2 separate regions of the Homo sapiens genome follow, and region 1 is linked to region 2. A link is a loop called in an ENCODE intact Hi-C map of the cell type or tissue named here. Cell type or tissue: OCI-LY7. All regions are shown on one strand. Each heading gives the region's core, and the rest is flanking DNA. Links, peaks and the distances in the headings are about the cores only. Region 1 holds the start of LOC105375186 (a long non-coding RNA gene). Region 2 has its middle 16 kb from the start of TRA2A.

What was found. A loop is a pair of places that touch in the nucleus more often than their neighbours do. Peaks named below come from ENCODE experiments on the same cell type or tissue, not always from the same donor. Only the 100,000 strongest peaks of a DNase experiment are listed, where the experiment ranks them.
Region 1: a loop joins it to region 2, with 2.9 times the contacts of the local background. A loop is called at or near these places in 11 of 110 quality-filtered maps.

What each region holds. Positions count from the first base shown.
Region 1 is chr7:23,097,856-23,103,239 of GRCh38, reverse strand. It overlaps KLHL7-DT (KLHL7 divergent transcript), which reads left to right. Exons shown (of 3, transcript NR_046220.1): 3 at 1-2,012. LOC105375186 (a long non-coding RNA gene) reads left to right here and starts at 4,045. Exons shown (of 3, transcript XR_927096.2): 1 at 4,045-4,083. In OCI-LY7, for the core only: a CTCF peak has its summit at 2,283 (motif pointing left); no DNase peak of the experiment used is centred there.
Region 2 is chr7:23,545,156-23,550,539 of GRCh38, reverse strand. No RefSeq gene overlaps it. Among named protein-coding and RNA genes, the nearest start is that of TRA2A, 16 kb to the right of the region's middle. In OCI-LY7, for the core only: CTCF peaks have their summits at 3,172 and 3,387 (motif pointing left); a DNase peak (open chromatin) is centred at 3,389; H3K27ac peaks cover 602 bases.

The DNA.
Region 1 (5,384 bases), core at 276-5,275, 450 kb after region 2:
ATTTCTCCATATCATGCAATGCTGTTTGATAGCATTTTACCCATAGTAGAACTTCTTTCAAAATTGGAGTCAATTCTCTCAAACCTTGTCTCTGCTTGGTCAACTAAGTTTATGCACTATTCCACATCCTTTGTTGTCATTTCAACAATATTTACAGAGTCTTCACCATGAATAGATTCCTTTTCAAACAACCACTTTCTTTGCTCAGCCATAAGAAGCAACTCTTCACCCATTCAAGTTTTATCATGAGATTGCAGCAATTCAGTCACATCAAATTCCACTTCTAATTCTAGTTGTTTTTCTATTTCCACCACATCTGCAGGTACTTTCTCCACAGAAATTTCAAACCTCTCAAAGTCATCCGTGAGGGTTGGAATCAACTTCCAAATTTCTGTGAATGTTGATATTTTGACCTCCTCCTAATCACAAATGTTCTTAATGGCATCTAGAATGGTGAATCTTTTCCAGAAGGTTTTCTATGTGCTTTGCCCAGTTCCATCAGAAGAATCACTGTCTGTGGTAGCTCTAGCCTTATTAAATGTATATTTTAAATAATAACACCTAAAAATCAAAATGACTCCTTGATCCATGGGCTGTAGAATAGACATTGTGTTAGCAGTCATGAAAACAAGATTAATCTCCTCATATAGCACCATTATAGCTCTTGGGTGACCACGTGCATTGTCAATGACCAGTAATATTTTGAAAGGACACCTTTTTTTTTGAGCAGTAGGTCTCAACAGTGGACTTAAAATATTCAGAAAGCTGTGTTGTAAACAGATGTGCTGCCAGCTAGGTATCGTTGTTCCATTTATAGAGCACTGGTAGAGCAGATTTAGCATAATTTGTCAGGACCCTAGGATTTTTGGAATGGTAAATGGGCACTGGCTTCAACTTCAAGTAACCAACTGCATTAACTCCTAACAAGAAGAGTCAGCCTGTCCTTGAAAGTATGAAAACAGGCATGGACTTCTCCTCTCTAGCTATGAAAGTCTTAGATGGCATCTTCTTCCAATAGAAGTTGTTTCATGTACATTGAAAATCTGTTGTTTGGTGTAGCCACCCTCTTCGATGATCTTAGCTAGATCTTCTGGATAACTTGCTACAGTTTCTACATCAGCACTTGTTGCCTTACCTTACACTTTCATGTTAAGGAGATAGCTTCTTTCCTTAAACCACAGGAACGAACCTCTGCTATCTTCTAGATTTTCTTGGGCAACTTCCTTACTTCTTTCAGCTTTCATAGAACTGAATAGTGTTAGGATCTTGCTCTGGGTTAGGTTTTGGCTTAAGGGAATGTGGTAGCTGGTTTGATTTATTTAGACCACTAAAACTTTCTTCATATCAGCATTAAGGCTGGTTTGCTTTATTATCATTTATGTGTTCACTGGAGTAGCACTTTAAATTTCCTCCAAGCTTGTTTGCTTTTCACTCACAGTGTGGCTGTTTGGTGCCAAGAGGCCTAGCTTCCCAGTCTTGGCTTTCAACATGCCTTCCTCACTAAGCATAGTCATTTCTAGCTATTTATTTAAAGTTAGAGATGTGCAACTCTTCTTTCACTTGAACACTTAGAGGCTATTGTAGGGTTATTACTTGGCTTAATTGCAATATTGTTGTGTCTGGAGGAATAGAGAGGCCTGGGGACACAAAGAGAAATGGGGAACAGCTGGTCACTGGAGCAGTGAGAACACACGCAACATTTATTGATTAAATTCGCTGTTTTATGGGCTCGGTTCATGGTGCTCCAAAACAATTATAATAGTAACATCAAACATCACTGTTCACAGGTCACCATAACAGATATAATGATAATGATAATAATAATAATGTTTGAAATATTGCAAGAATTACCAAAATGTGACTCAGAGAAACAATAAAGTGAGCACATGCTGTTGGAAAAATGGTACTGATAGACTTGATCCATGCAGGGTTGCCACAAACGATTAATTTGCAAAAAAAACAAACAAAAGAACATGCAGTATCTGTGAAGCACAATAAAGCATACTGCAAATAAAATGTGTGCCTGTCCTGTATTAACTTTGTTACTATTTAATCTAGCATTTCCCAAAATGTGTTTCTTGGAATACAACTAGTCTTATGATTCCCCTAACCTGAACTGGTTCTCTGGGAATGCACCCACAGGAGGATAGGTCCTTGGGTGATCTTGGCCAATCCAGCTCTCCCTGCAACTTGTAGTTCTCAGAATAACCGAGAATGCAACTTTCTGAGATAGAGAGGTGATGTCCAGAATAATCCATATTGTGTCCTTGTTCCTCCCAGAACAGGGTGTACTGCAGCGCTTGTTCTCAGTGATCCTAGTGCCACCTAGAGTATAAAACCCAGAGCACAGTGCTTTCAGTGTCCCTCAGCTGCAGTGGAATGTGGAGCACACACAGATAAGACCCTTTCCACACTCAGCAGCTTTCTTGAGCCTTAGAGGACTGGCTTGCTGTGGATCCTAGGCTTCTATTTATTCCTGCTGCTCATCTATCTGTGCATAGTAAATCTTTGTCTAGCCTGTGTGAGTGTTCTGTCTCTCTCACCAGACTCATGCGATTGGTAGAGAACCTTTGCGACAATTTTGGGAGACATGTAAAATATATCCTTGGTGAAAAATCCCAAAATATATTTGCATATTAAGTGTTTAGAGAAGGTTTTCTGTACCTATTACTTAAACCTATTGAACTTTTCTATAGTCCAGTACTTCTTGAAGTGTCAACTTAGCCAATTCCCATTTTCTGTGAGTTGCTTACTCCTCTGTTCACCCACAGGAGGGATTCCTAAAGCTGTACCTATTCTGTGGGGCTTTACCTCTACCTGGTCTCAGTTTATTGGATTAAGGTTGAACACCTAAACCAAAGAGACCCAATTAATAAGCTGAAGTAAAGAGCATCATGTTCTCTTTGGACACTGGACAGATGGATGTTGATGAGCTTGTGTGCAGCAGTTCTACTGGAAGTATGTACAAGGGGCTCAGCCAGCCAATTTGGACGGTGTATGTGATAAGCAGAGAAAGGCAGCAGTCTGCAGAGACTGCAGAATGAAAAAAAAAAAAAAAAAAAAAAAGCAGAAACCCAGAGAGAAATCAGACAAAAGACCAGGTGGTGGGCAGGGGTCTGGGGATTATCCAAGCTTAAAATTCAGGGTCTCTAAACTTGAACAGCCTGATTTCAAAGCTGTGGGCCTAGCAATGTGTTCACATAGCAATTTGGCTTTGTAAAATTTATAAAAGTAAGATATTTTAACCACAATAGCTTGAGTCTATTGTCTCATTTCACCCTGATTTTCCCTCTATCATACTTTTTTTTTTTTTTTTTTTAACTATCTGGTGGTGTTGAAATTGCCATATATATCTTTGGGAACAAATCACAAATTGAACTGAGGATATATTTTTTGGCATCTAGCAGGATATATATTTGTAGATCACAGTTACTTCCATACAGTTAAGCTATTTCCAGCCCTTGTAATGTAAGAATGGCATTCAGGAATAGTCCCTAGTCCCACTGTGCCAACCCTATCTTGTGATGCCAAAGATGCAGGGCCTGAGATCTCCTAATATGTCTTACAGTAACCAGCACTGAAAGTATTTAAGTAGTGGAGGAGAAGCAAGTTTTAAACAGGTTTCATCAGCTAAGCCACAAGCTGGTCTATGGAAAATTCTTCAGTCATCAAATACGTAAAATTTTAAGCAGAAGGTTGGTACTCACTTCCAATCAGAAGTGGAAGGAATATATATGTCATGCATTTTTTTTTGAGACAGAGTCTCACTCTGTTGCCCAGCATGGAGTACAGTTGTGCAATCTTGGCTCACTGCAACTGCCACCTCCTGGGTTCAAGTGATTCTCCTGCCTCAGCCTCCCAGGTAGCTGGGATTACAGGTGCCTGCCACCATGCCTGGCTAATTTTTTTTTTTTTTTTTGTATTTTTAGCAGAGACGGGGTTTCACTATGTTGGACAAGCTGGTCTCCAACTCCTGACCTCTGGTAATCTGCCTACCTTGGCCTCCCGAAGTGCTGAGATTACAAGTGTGAGCTACCATGCCCAGCCAGTCGTGTGTATATTTTACAATATGACGTATGAATGGTAAGTGTGACCTCAACTCCCAGAAAGGTAAAATAAGGGCCTCTGAAAATCTACTCCTCCATAAAAGCAACAGGAACACTGGGAAATTGTCAAAATTAACTTTTTCAGATCTCTGGAAACTAACTAAAAGCTTATAACAATCCAAGAAGTAGTTATTTAAGACAAATGGCTGAATCTCATAACAATGAGACTTGAGGTGTTTTAACTCTTCCTAATCCCTTCTCACTCTCTCTAGCTTTATAGTAGCCTTAAAAACCAACAGCTTCACAACTATGGTAGCTGTGAAACCCACCAGCCCACTGTCATTGGAGAAGTCAGAACAGGTTAAGAGGTCCTCAAAAGCCTCATCCCTAGGGTGTTTTTAGTGTTCAGCCTGTCTGGCACCTTACTGAAAAGCTCCGTTCTCAGGGCTTGTATTTATTTGACATGAATCAGAGCTCACTTTGTGCAAACAGCTCCGCCAGCAGGGAATTTGACAAAGACAATAAGCAGCAGTTGTTTAATATTGTAGCTGCCTAAGGCAGTATTGCCATTTAGGGCTTTCAAAATGCTGACCTAAACACTTAAATGGAAAAACTGAGTATATTAGTCAGGATTCTCCAGAGAAACAGAACCAATAAGATGAATGGATGGATGGAAAGATAGATAGATAGATAGATAGATAGATAGATAGATAGATAGATAGATAGATGATACATACATACACACATGTATACATACATATGTCACAGGATCCTTAGGGTGTTGCTTCACCAGCCAGAAACCTCTGTGGCTAGTGGTACCTTCTGCCTGAATATTGCTTGCACCTGCTGGACTTGTTTTGCCCACTCGGCCTGGCAAGCTGTGCTCAGCTCAGGCTACCGGCCCGGATCCCACACCTGCCAACAGCAAACCAGGTTCAGAATGGTGAGGAGTGTGTGGGCCAGTGAGCGTGGGGTCCGGCCACTGTGCACAGCCAGGCAGGCTGGCTACTGTGGCAAGGCAGGCAGCTCCAGGCGCCAGCACAGGTGCTGGCTCCGTGCGAGGCTGTGGCTGGTCCAAATGTTCTGTGTGCAGATTCTGTTGCAGACACCCACATCTGGATGAAGGGAACACAGTGGCACCCGGAAGCTTGGAGATGCCAGGAACCACACAGCCCTAAAGAGGGTGTCACAGCCCTGGCTGGGGAGTCCCTAGGTCTGGGCTTCCCGAAGGGCCACAGCTCTTCTCTCCTTCTTGTTGTCCATAACATGGCAAGCAGGGGGGCGTGTTTCATGCCTGTTTGTGTTATAGCTCTTTCAGTCCTGTCATTTGTTGGGTCT
Region 2 (5,384 bases), core at 316-5,315:
TGGCTCACACCTGTAATCCCAACACTTTGGGAGGCTGTGAAGGGCGGATTACCTGAGGCCAGGAGTTCAAGACCAGCCTGGCCAACATGGTGAAACCCCGTCTCTACTAAAATACAAAAATTAGCCGGGCGTAGTGGCGGGCACCTGTAAATCCCAGCTACTTGGGAGGCTGAGGCAGGAGAATTGCGAGGCAGAGGCTGCAGTGAGCCGAGATCGTGCCACTGCACTCCTCTTGTTGCCTGGGCAACAGAGCAAGACTACGTCTCAAAACATGAGAGAGAGAGAGAAATTTCGAAGAAGAAGAAGGAGGAGGAGGAGGAGGAGGCAGAGGAGGAGGAGGAGGCTGGGCACAGTGGCTCACGCCTGTAATCCCAGCACTTTGGCAGGCCGAGACCAGTGGATCACGAGGTCAGGAAATCGAGACCATCCTGGCCAACATGGTGAAACCCTGTCTGTACTAAAAATACAAAAATTAGCCACGCGTGGTGGCATGTGCCTGTAGTCCCAACTACTCAGGAGGCTGAGGCAGGAGAATAGCTTGAACCCGGGAGGCAGAGGTTGCAGTGAGCTGAGATCATGCCACTCCACTCCAGCCTGGGTGACAGATCAAGACTCCATCTAAAAAATAATAATAATAAAGAAAAAGAAGGAGGCCGGGTATGGTGGCTCACACCTGTAATCCCAGCACTTTGGGAGGGCAAGGTGGGAGTATCCCTTGAGCCCAGGAGTTCAAGACCAGCCTGGGCAACATGGCAAAACCCTGTCTCTACCAAAAATTCAAAAGAAATTAGCTGGGTATGGTGGTGCGCACCTGTAAGTCCCAGCTACTTGAAAGAATGAGGCAGGAGGATTCTTTGAGCCCAGGTGTTCAAGGCTACAGTGAGCTATGATCACACCACTGCATGCCAGTCCAGGTGAAAGAGTGGGACCCTGTCTCTATTTACAAAATTAAGTTGTGACTAAATGTTGCCATGAACTCACAAGTTCTATTTTTGGAAAAGTTATGAAAGGAAGACAAACCCCTCTCCCTGCTTCTGCCAACCTTTGCTGAACATTAGCCCAGCTGTCTCCAGAGGTGCCGTGCCTGTGCCGTGGGCAAAACCCATCAGGGACCACTTGCAGCCAGCTCTGAGCTCAGAGCCATGAAGACTACGTAGGAGCTTGAAAACGTGATGGGTAATGTCTGGATATTGCTTTGCATTTTATTTGCTAGGGAATTAAGGGAACATGAATCCTGCTAATCATTCTCCATCACTTCCATTCTTCAGTCTCTATCTCATTGCAATTAAGACAATCAAAGTGCGTCCCTGCCCAAGAAGGCAGGCAAACACAATTTAGGTAGCCCTTAAATTTTTATTATGTAATATTAAAGGAAGTTAGGGTTACTAATTGTTCCAAAATGTATATTTTTCCACCTTGTATATAACTTTGATATTTTAGATGAAATTCCTAAAAACATAGCCTTATTTCGATGCCATAGATAAGTCCTTTATAACATTTTTTAATTTCAATAGCTTTAGGGGTACAAGTGGTTTCTGGTTACATGGATTAATTGTGGAATGGTGAAGTCTAGATGTTTAGTGCACAGGTCACCTGAATAGTGTACATTGTACCGAACAGATAGTTTTTCATCCCTCACGTGCCTTCAACGTCCCCCATCTGTCTCCAGTGTCCATCTGTATGATGCCATAGATAAATATTGCGATTAAAAATATGTGCTGCTGGCCGGGTGCAGTGGCTCATGCCTGTAATCCCAGCACTTTGGGAGGCTGAGATGGGTGGATCACCTAAGTTAAGGAGTTCAAGACCAGCCTGGCTAACATGGTGAAACCCAGTCTTTACTAAAAATACAAAAATTAGCCAGGCATGGTGGCAGGCACCTGTAATCCCAGCTACTCTGGAGGCTGAAGCAGGAGAATCGCTTGAACCCAGGAGGCAGAGGTTGCAGTGAGCTGAGATTGCACCAGTGCACTCCAGCCTGGGCAACAGAACAAGACTCTGTTTCAAAAAAAAAAAAAAAATGTTGCTATATTGTATGATTCCATTTACCTGAAATCCCCAGAACAGGCAATCCATAGAGACATTAAGTAGATTAGTACTTGTCAGAAGATGGGGGGAGGCTGGCAAGTGACTGAATGGGTATAAGGTTTCCTTTTGGTTTAATGTAAATATTCCAGAATTAGGTCATGGTGATGGTAGCACAACATTGTGAATATATTATACTAAAACGCACTGTATTTTACACTTTAAAATGGTTTAAGGTAACCCACTGATTTTTACACTTTAAAATGGTTTAAGGGCTGGCACAGTGACTCCAGCCTGCAATCCCAGCAGTTTGGGAGGCCAAGGCAGGCAGATTGCTTGGGCTCAGGAGTTGGAGACCAGCCTTGGCAACATGGCAAGGCCCCATCACTACAGAAAATACAAAAATTAGCCAGGCATGGTAGCACACACCTGTAGTCCCAGATAATCAGGAGGCTGAGGTGGGAGGATTGCTTGAACCCAGGAGGCGGAGGTTGCGGTGAGCCGAGATCGTGCCACTGTACTCCAGCCTGGGTGATGGAGTCAGATCATGTCAAAAAAGAAAGAAAAGAAAAGAAAAGGCAAGAAGGAAGGAAGGAAGGAAGGAAAGGAGGGAGGGAGGGAGGAAGGAAGGGAGGGAAGGAGGGAAAGACAAAGAAAAGAAAGAAAGAAAGAAAGAGAGAAAGAGAGAGAGAGAAAGAAAGAAAAGGAAGCAAGCAAGCAGGCAGAAAGCAAGGAAGCAGACAGGCTTAAAAGTGATTTGTATGTTATATGAGTTTTTTGTTTTGTTTTGCTTTTTGTCTTTTTGTTTGTTGTTTTGTTTTGTTTTTGTTTTTTGTTTTTTTGAGACATGGTCTCGCTCTCGCCCAGGCTGGAATGCAGTGGCACAGCTCACTGCAGCCTCGACCTCCTGAGCTCAAGTGATCCTCCCACCTCAGCCTCCCAAGTAGCTGGGACCATAGGTGCTCACCACCACGCGTAGATTTTTTTTTTTTTGAGACAAGGTCTCCCCATGTTGCCCAGGCTCCAGGGCTCAAGCGATTCTCCTCTCTCAGGCTTCCAAGGTGCTGGGATTACAGGCGTGAGCCACTGCCCCCTGCCTTGTGATTTTTATTATCTGTTATGCGCCAATATTTTAAATTTAGTATTGTCAAATGTAAGGGAAAATAGAAAGTATCAACTTATATAAATCTGCATAATAATGATGTTAAAAAATGACAAGTTGGCCAAAAGGAGAAATAAAGTGGAAAATGTGTAAGTTTGGGGCACCCATCTGCATCTGGAGACCTCTGTAGCCTGGATCACCGACCTTAAATTTCCAGCATGCTCATACTGCCACCTGGTGGCTGTAGACATTCAAAACAGGCAGCGTCCTGCATTTAGGACTTGTTTCCGTTTCTCACCAATTTCTTTTTCTCTCCAAGCTTGCCCTCTTCTGGTTACAAATGATATGCAAAATAAATTCCTTGACAAGGTTTGAAAACCCAAGTGGTTCAGTGTAGTAAGATCTACTAAGCTACCAAACAGCAACATAGGCTACTCCGCGCACACCGCGTATGGGGTAGCCCTGCTCCGCAAGGGACAGCAAAAAAATAAAAACCAAAAACAGAAACAAAAAGAAAAATAACCTAGCAATATTTTAAATTAAATAAGTGGCAAAGGTAGAATTTCAGGCACACCATTCATTTCTTTTTCTTTCTTTCTTTCTTTTTTTATTTTGAGACGGAGTGTCACTCTGTTGCCCAGGTTGGCGTGCAGTGGCACAATTTCTGCTCACTGCAACCCCCACCTCCGAGGTTCAGGTGATTCTCCTGCCTCAGCCTCCCAAGCATCTGGGATTACAGGTGTGAGCCACCACACCCAGCTAATTTTTGTATTTTTATTAGAGATGGGGTTTCCCCATGTTGGCCAGGCTGGTCTCAAACCCCTGACCTCAAGTGATCCGCCCACCTCGGCCTCCCAAAGTGCTGGGATTACAGGTGTGAGCCACTGTCCTGGGCCTGTTTTTTCAAATAAATATGAGCCTGCTTTGTGCCAGGCACTGTTCCAAATCCTAGGAATATAGCAGAAAATAAAACCAATAAAAATCTTTGCCTTCATGGAGCTTACATTCTTGCCGTGTAGGGCAGAACAGTAAAAATGAATGAACCAGCCAACACCTTGGCTCATACCTGTAGTCCTAGCACTTTGAGAGGCCAAGGCGGGCGGATCACCTGAGGTCAGGAGTTCCAGACCAGCCTGGCCAACATGGCGAAACTGCTTCTCTACTAAAAATACAAAAATTAGCCAGGCATGGTGGTGCAGGCCTATAGTCCCAGCCACTCAGGAGGCTGAGGTGGGAAGATCACTTGAATCTGGGAGGCAGAGGCTGCAATGAACTGAGATCATGCCACTGCACTCCAGCCTGGGCAACAGAGTGAGACTCTGTCTCAAAAACAAAACAAAACAAAACAAAAAAACAGTAATCCAGAGTTACACATATCAACATGAATGCATCTCATAACCTAAATGCTGTGGAGGGAAAGTTATATCAGAAAACATACTATAGTAAACCAGGTATATAAAATGTTTAAATGTGCAAAGCAACATTTTATATATGTGTACATATATACATACATATATATACATACACACACATACATAGATTGCTTAAGGTATATCCCATGAATACACAAGAGTTAAATGTTTAACAACTAGCTTTCTGAAAGAAAGAGGAAAAGAACACTAATTTGTAGATTTGTTGATTTTCATAGTATAAATACTATGCAGTTGATTGATGGATTGGTTGTCCTAATGACATCATCAGACATTATCACTCACTACCTAATGAGATCAAAAATTTGTTGAAATAAACCTACTATAGGGAGTGGGCTAAAATGATAGGATGTAGTGCTCAGAAAGTGGAATTCAGATGATGGCAATTATGGCAATGTAGGTGAGGAAGTGACTGTGGTGGAGAGTCGTACTCCCTGCAGGAGTGGAATACAAGGAACTGAGAGTCCAAGATGTTGGAAGGATCATCTGTGTGGATGATGAAGTCACCAAGGTTTAAGATGGTTTTAGTGTTGGAGAGAATGACAATGAAAGGAGTGAAAATCTGTAGATGACTGCAGTAAGGAGAGGTAGTGGGTGATAATGTCTGATGATGTAAAATTCAAAGTTAAGCTGGGCTTTTTTAAGGATTTGGGGAGGGAGAATTGTTTGCAAGCAGCAATAAGAAAGGAAAAAGACTCCCACTCCGCCTCCAAACCCAGTGGTATGAGAAAACACAGATGATCTGAGAGGGCTAAAGAGGAAGTAGTGCCTACAGAAAAGAGTCAGGGTTTCTCAATTTGGCCATTGCCATCTGGGTCTGATAATCC